2 separate regions of the Homo sapiens genome follow, and region 1 is linked to region 2. The links are chromatin contacts, found by Hi-C in ENCODE. All regions are on one chromosome and are shown on one strand. The core of a region is the stretch at or near the end of the contact, and the rest is flanking DNA. Distances in the headings are between cores, read along the strand shown.

Region 1 (3,522 bases), core at 732-3,231, 130 kb after region 2:
CAGTGAGCTGAGATGACGCCACTGCACTCCAGCCCGGTGACAGAGTGAGACTCCATCTCGGGAAAAAAAAAAAAAGAGAAATGATTTACAAAGACTATATTATTTAAGCATCGTTACAACCTTAAATTTGAGAGAAATAATTTTCTTCTATCTTTATACCTAATTTTCTTTTGGAAAGAATCTTGAACACAAAAAAATCTGTGCTATTTTTCCATGTAGAACCAATTGAAGAAATATTTCCAGGAATTGATTTTATATATTTTTTTGGGTCAGGACAGCAGGGATAAAATCAGGTCTAGAGTTTCCATGTGGATGAATTTGGAAGTGAACAGATTTGAAGCTGCAGTCCAGGGATGTCTCACACTACACCATACTGTTTTTCTTTTAAATTGAATCATTTTCTCTAGGCTTTGAAAGTTAAGAAAACATATTTGAAGAATTGATTTTGTATGTAAATAGAATGCTTGGGCACTACTGCATTTCATCTAAAAAGAGATTCCTGTATTTTCACTGTCTTACTGGGATAGACATCTTATGAAAGGGCATATAGACTCTTGCTACTCAAAGTGTGAACTGTGGACAAGCAGCATCAACTTCAGCTAGGAACTTCTTAGAAATGCAGAATCTCAGGCCCCACCCCAGACCTACTGGATCATAATCTGCATTTCAATAAGATCCTCTGGTGATTTATATTAACATTAAAAGGTAAAAAGAACTTGCCATCTTTTTTCTCTGAATCTACTTCTTAAAAACATAGAATTCATTGTTACTCTACTATGATATTTAAACTGATCCAAAGTTAGTCATTTACGGAGTAAAAATTAATCATATTATTTTGTTTTAAAATTAAGACCTCCAGTAAAGCACATAGGTGACTAACAAGGAATATTCCACAAAAAGTAGGTTACTCTCCTAGCTTATGGTAGGACATGCATTTTTCATTCCCCCTTCCCAGAAGCTGCTAATTATCCGCATTGGACTATCTACCCTTCCTCTTTTTTATTAATAATAATATTTGTAATTTTGATTTGAAATAGCAGGGTTACTCGTCAGACTTTTGTACAGATTTATGAACTTCCACTATTTTCAGTCCCTTTAGCCAATTTAGGAGAATAGCATATGCACTTTATTACATGACTGTTCCTAGTGATTAACATCTGGAATGGGCAGATGAACTAAACTCCCAGTTGCACTTTTCCTTGCTCCATTTCTAACATGGAGCCCTGCTCTAACCTTTAACCATGGCAAGAAAAGATTGCTACTGCCCCCTGCCGGCCCATTGTCTCATTTCCTTTTCTACAAATCTGTGACTTGCGGATGCCCAAGGATTTTGAGCCACTGAAGAAAGCTCAGTTGGAAGGGGCTTTCCCTAGTACAGAGGTAGAGAGATCCTTTGGGACTAGGCGGCTAAAATCAAATGAAAACATTAAAAAGGCGAGGAAGGCATAAAGGACTTCTAAATTAAATTATCGATCTTCATGAACCTTCTTCTGCACGCGGGCTTCTCTGTGCCAAGGAAATGTTCCCTTCTCTTCGGCACAGGACTCCTCTTTGCCTCCGGCTTGCACTGACAAAGAGTGAACTGTCCACACCCTTATTATAATTTCAGTACTCTGAATCCTGTTCTCTGTTTCCCCCAATTTCGTTTTCCCACGATTAAACCTTATTCCCTTCCCTTTTCTGCTTCAAATTCCCGTCCCGCCCACCCACCGACAGCCTAGCATTTCCAGGAGCTCAGACCCCACTTCCCTCACCCTCTCCGTCTCCCGACCTCTCTTCTCCTCTTGCTGTCATCGTACCCCCTTCAGTATCCCCTCGCTGAACGGCCAGTCACTCTTTGCCTTCGAACAGCAGGCACGTCCCCTCTTGAATGCTTTTCCCCGACCCCCGCCCCAAGCAACTGAAAAAGGAAACATGCGCACTTCAGAGCTTGGAGCTGTCCGAGTGCTGAAATTTATAGGCTGGGTAAGATCACGTCTCCGTCTCATTCTATAGCCCTCATTCCAGCACAGGATCTCAGCAATTTTTCCCTCTTCCCCCCACCCACTCCAGCGCGCAGAGTCCTTTCTTCTCTCTCATTTACAACTTCTTTTTAAAAGAAAACATTTTCTAGAAAAAGGGCTTTGCTAAACAGAAAAGATATAAAACAAAAGCCACAGCTATCTAGCATGGCATTGTCACCAACTCCCTTTGCATGGTGATGCGATTAAGGTAGCAGCATTTTTATTATTCAGGAAAAGCAGCTGGGGGATTCATCAGTTCTGAGGCTTTGTCTTTCTGGGTTAACTGATGGTCCCAAGCCTCGGTTTGACCTGACCATGATGCCCAGGACTGGCACTTTTTCTTTTTTCTCAGCAAACTGTACAAAACCAAATCTCTTTTTGATTTTCAAGGAAACTAGGTTCCTGCCAAATTTTGAATCTGGACAATAAACAGACACTTTGTCCTAGCATCTTTCTGGAATCATTTCGGGATATTTTCCACAAGCAACACAGAAACAGGAATGAACCGGCAGCTAGTGAACATTTTGACAGCCTTGTTTGCATTTTTCTTAGAGACAAACCACTTCAGGTAGGTGAAACGACTTTGCATGTTGATATTTAAATTGTTTAAAAGAGAATGTGTCATGTAATTGTGTATTTATCTGTGCTCTGGACTATATTATTTTAATTTTATAGAGGAAAGTTAGATATCTTTTGTTCATTTAAAACGCCTAATAATTGTGGGAGGGTGGTAAATTTTTCACAAAAGCAAGTTTTATGATGCATAGCCGCACTCTATGCAATTCAACACACATTTTCACAGCCAACGTGATATTAAGGTAGTCTGATGAGTTGCATGCTCTTTACATTTCTATATAAGGGTAATTATTTTTCTGAAAGTAATTTAAAGAGATTATTGGGTGCAGTGTTTTTCATATAAGATGATTGTATTAATTTGGCAGGAGCATGCTCATTTTAGATAAAATATAAAAGATCCCTAATTCTCAGCCAACTTGGGACTTCTGTTATATTTCAGAAACTAGAAGCATACTATGAGGACTACAATTCAGGAATTTTCTTGAAATATCAAAAATTTCTTTTTACTACTATATTCTACTATTCAATCTGTTTGGAAATGGATTGCCTACCAAAATTTAGTTAATATGACATAATTGTATTTATGTACATATGAGAAGTGGAGCATGCATAATTTTAAAAAGTGAGAAATTACTATTTTCATGCTTGCATTTTCTACATGGTTTACGAATAGTTGCCAAATCAATTGATACCTCAAAATATCAAATCATTACCAGTAAGTGAAATAGTCATCTAATAACAGAGAGTGGAAGACTGAGCAGAGACAGGAGATGCTCTTACAACAAAGTATAGGACTCTAAATTTAATTTTCATTAAATTTTATGGCATTTTTTCACAGAACCAAGATAAATGGAACACATAGTAATAATGCTATGAATACTGGGAAAACCCACTATGTTCCTTTCAGGTTTACACCTCCTACTATGATTAAGAAAAAATATAG
Region 2 (3,488 bases), core at 588-3,087:
TTTCTGTTTTTATTAAATTGTTTTGGTTCTTTATCTTCTAAATAATACAAGGGCTAAGACTACTTAAACTATATTCAGTCTTTTAATTTCCATTTTGCATATCATTTTCAGAATTTAGTACAACTTGCTTTTGATATTTCCCAAACTTTTCAATTGCAATTACTATTGTGTTAAAGCCAATATGTTTATATTTTTATATTCATACTTTCTGGCATCACTATTAATTTTTGTATCTCAGTTCTTCTATGTTCAATTTCCTCCTTATACAAACACATCTTAAAAAATATATATAATATACGTGTATATATATATACACACACACATTATATATACATATATATATATATATTTTTTTTTTTTTTTTGAGACAGAGTTTCGCTTTTGTTGCCCAGGCTGGAGTGCAATGGTGCTATCTCGGCTCACTGCAACCTCTGCCTCCTGGGTTCAAGCGATTCTCCTGCTTCAGTCTCCCAAGTAGCTGGGATTACAGGCATGTGCCACCACCACGCCCAGCTAATTTTGTATTTTTGGTAGAGATGGGGTTTCTCCATATCGGTCAGGCTGGTCTCGAATTCACGACCTCAGGTGATCTGCCCACCTCAGCCTCCCAAAGTACTGGAATTACAGGCATGAGCCACCGTGTCCGGCCACACTTTCTGGCTTCTGTGGGGTTGTAGCTCTATCTTCATTTCTGTCATCTGTCTTTCTTATGACCACACATACTTCCTTACACTATTTTTTTTTTTTTTACAGAATGTCTCAATATTTTTAGGAAGTTTTTTTTTCTGCTATCTTAGTCTGTCATGTTGCTGGAACCAGAGGTTTGTAACAACTTCATAATTGCATTCCTTACAGCCAGTCTTGCAAATCTCAAATCTATTTTTACAATTACAGCCAGAAAGATAGTTTTTAAATGCAAATGTCACTCCCCAACTTAAAAATATGTCATGGCCTGTAGGAAAAAGACCAAATCTTTGGCATGACTATAAGCTTTTCCTGTGATACGAATCATGCCTATATCTAAAGCCTTATCCCTTCGCAGTTACTGGCTATAAGGAACTGTTTTTCTGCAAATAAGTCATGTTTGCTCTCATCTCACAGCATTCATATAAGCTGTTCTTTCTGTATAACCCCTCCTTTCAACATTTGGAAACGTTTAACATTTCCAGTTCTTGTTAAACCTTCTGATTTCTGCTTAAATGTTACTTCTTCCAAAGGCCTTCACTGGTCACCTGTGTATACCCTGTGTACACCTTTATAACATCCTCAATCTTGTAATTATCATTCAAGTCTGTCTTTCTGTCTTGGTGCTGAGCTTCATAAAAAGTGAGACTTTGTCTCTCTTGTTCACTATTTTTGCCCTAGCAATTAATCTAGTGCTTGGTATATACTAGGGGCTTAATAAATCCCTGTGAACAAATGCATGAACAAGTTATGCATTCCATTTGTGATTGGAGTTCACTGACCAGAGCTTTGTTTAATATCAGATTGCTGCTATAAGTTTTAAGAACAGAACAGCTCCTTAAGGAAAAGTCTCTTTTAAAACATAAATGATGTGTTGGGAGAATTCTGTTCCTTGAGAAGTGAAGATAAAAGTGAAGTAAAACCCCACATTCCTCTTTCAATTCAGCCAAACAGGTCAGAAGGGAGAAAGACAGGCATGGTTTACAGGACCTCAGTGCAGGCATAGTAATGAGAATTACTCATTCAATCAGTGAGAATGCTTGGGTGAGACAAAGGAATCTTTAAAAGTTGAGCAAGAATAATTTTCTATTTCTTCTGGATCTGTGACCTCCAGCAGGACTTAAAGTAGTGTTAGGACATGCTTCACGGTGTTGCAAAAGAGCAGGCCGTCTTGTCATCAGGCACAGAGTAAACAAGGAATCACAGGACTATGAATCAATAATGCAATTTAGATTTTATAACCATTGTTCATAACCACACACTGCTATCCTTAAAACTATGTCAAGAATCAGGTGTTCATTGACTAGAAGGCCAGAATCTGTAATTGTGTCTAATATGTTTTTATGACCACAAGGAACTTAATTCTATTATCTTTTAACTTTAACAGTAATCTTTCACTGCTTTTGCAGATAACGTTCTTTCATGCTAGTATTCACTTTTACTGCAGGATATAGCAGCAAGCCTTGTTTAAAATATTTTCTTCTATGTCATGATCCGGAATGAATAATTACTTTCAATATGTAAGTTGTCTTTGCTTGTTTTCTTTTATCCTCCGCTTCCTGTTTATTTATTTTATTTATTTATTTATTTATCTATTTATTTATTGGTGGAGACAGAATGAGAGAAAGCATAGAGAATGAAGTGTTTTCTTTTCAGGGTCTACTCATTATTGTTTCCCCATCAAGTCCATCACGAAGATAAAAAGCAAAGTCAGAAAGAATAATTGCAAGAGATAAAAATAAAACACAAACATTTCAAAAATGATTATTCTTATCTTCTAAAGGAAGCCCTGACATACTAGTTTTTGGTATAAAAATATGCCCATTTACACAGCTCTCTGTAGATAGAGCCACTACTGCATGGGAAGTAGATGTCAGAGAATTTTCAAGTCTGTTAGCAGGAGGGAATAGATTATGAAAAGCAATTCCCAAGGCAGTGATGGCTCTAAATATTCACCCTTCACTTCAAATAGCTCACCAAATATTGATTGAATTTTCTTAGTTAAATTTTCTACTTAGTGCCTGAATTATGATAATGAAGATTTAATTAGGTTATGAAAGCTATGTTTTAAGAATTCAAATTCCTTTGGGAGGATTAAGAAATCATTCTCACGTTAGTGTGAATTAGTTCAGACTGCTTTTAACTGAACTATTATCTCAACTTCACAGAGCTTTGATGGGGAAGGGGTGAAACATTTGGGACAGCATGAAGACATGGATATTCTTAAGAAAGGGGAATAAAGGGCAAAACAAAGTTCACAAAGGGAAATGAAAGAGTACTAAAAGTAAAGGCATTTTCTTCTTCCTTCTAACACCTAAACTGATCCAGCCTTCAGACACGTATTATTGATATTAGCGTCTAGCTAAATCATGGTTTATTAGTCTTTTAGAACTGCCTAGATGAGCTAACTGCCATTTAAATATATTAGAAAGATATTCTGAGATTCAAATCTTGATGTATAACTATACTTTTGACATTATAGGTTGTTCATATGTTGTTATGTACATCATTTTACATCAGTTTGGAATAAAAATTTTGAGACAACATACAATAAGATACCTAGATGCTATAAATATTATTAAAAGTCTTAATGTATTGACTTCTTGGCTTATTGGGAAGAAAAAACCTCTCTCCAGTACTTTTCCAGACTAATGCTTATTTTTGGAGAGTATGCTGTTAGAGTCTACTGACATTTATAAGAAAGAAAAAAAATCCTATATTTCTCAGTTTTTAAGTTGTCACCTATCAGACACATAGTGAGGAACAAAATATAAGTTATAAAAATGGCTCTGAATGACCACAGT

What was found. Hi-C counts contacts between places; a loop is a spot of excess contacts on that map.
Region 1: a loop to region 2 is called in a map of mammary epithelial cell, with 2.4 times the contacts of the local background. The contact joins the promoter of GLRA2 here to the enhancer-like site in region 2. A Hi-C loop is called at or near these places in 2 of 168 maps with a recorded cell type or tissue (Calu3 and mammary epithelial cell).

The regions. Positions count from the first base shown.
Region 1 is chrX:14,527,555-14,531,076 of GRCh38, forward strand. It overlaps GLRA2 (glycine receptor alpha 2), which reads left to right and starts at 1,982. Exons shown (of 9, transcript NM_002063.4): 1 at 1,982-2,571. The coding sequence starts at 2,504.
Region 2 is chrX:14,397,119-14,400,606 of GRCh38, forward strand. No RefSeq gene overlaps it. Among named protein-coding and RNA genes, the nearest start is that of GLRA2, 130 kb to the right of the region's middle. Within about 2 kb of position 1,838, at least 2 of the 41 ENCODE cell types and tissues checked have a DNase peak (open chromatin) inside an H3K27ac peak, as active enhancers do.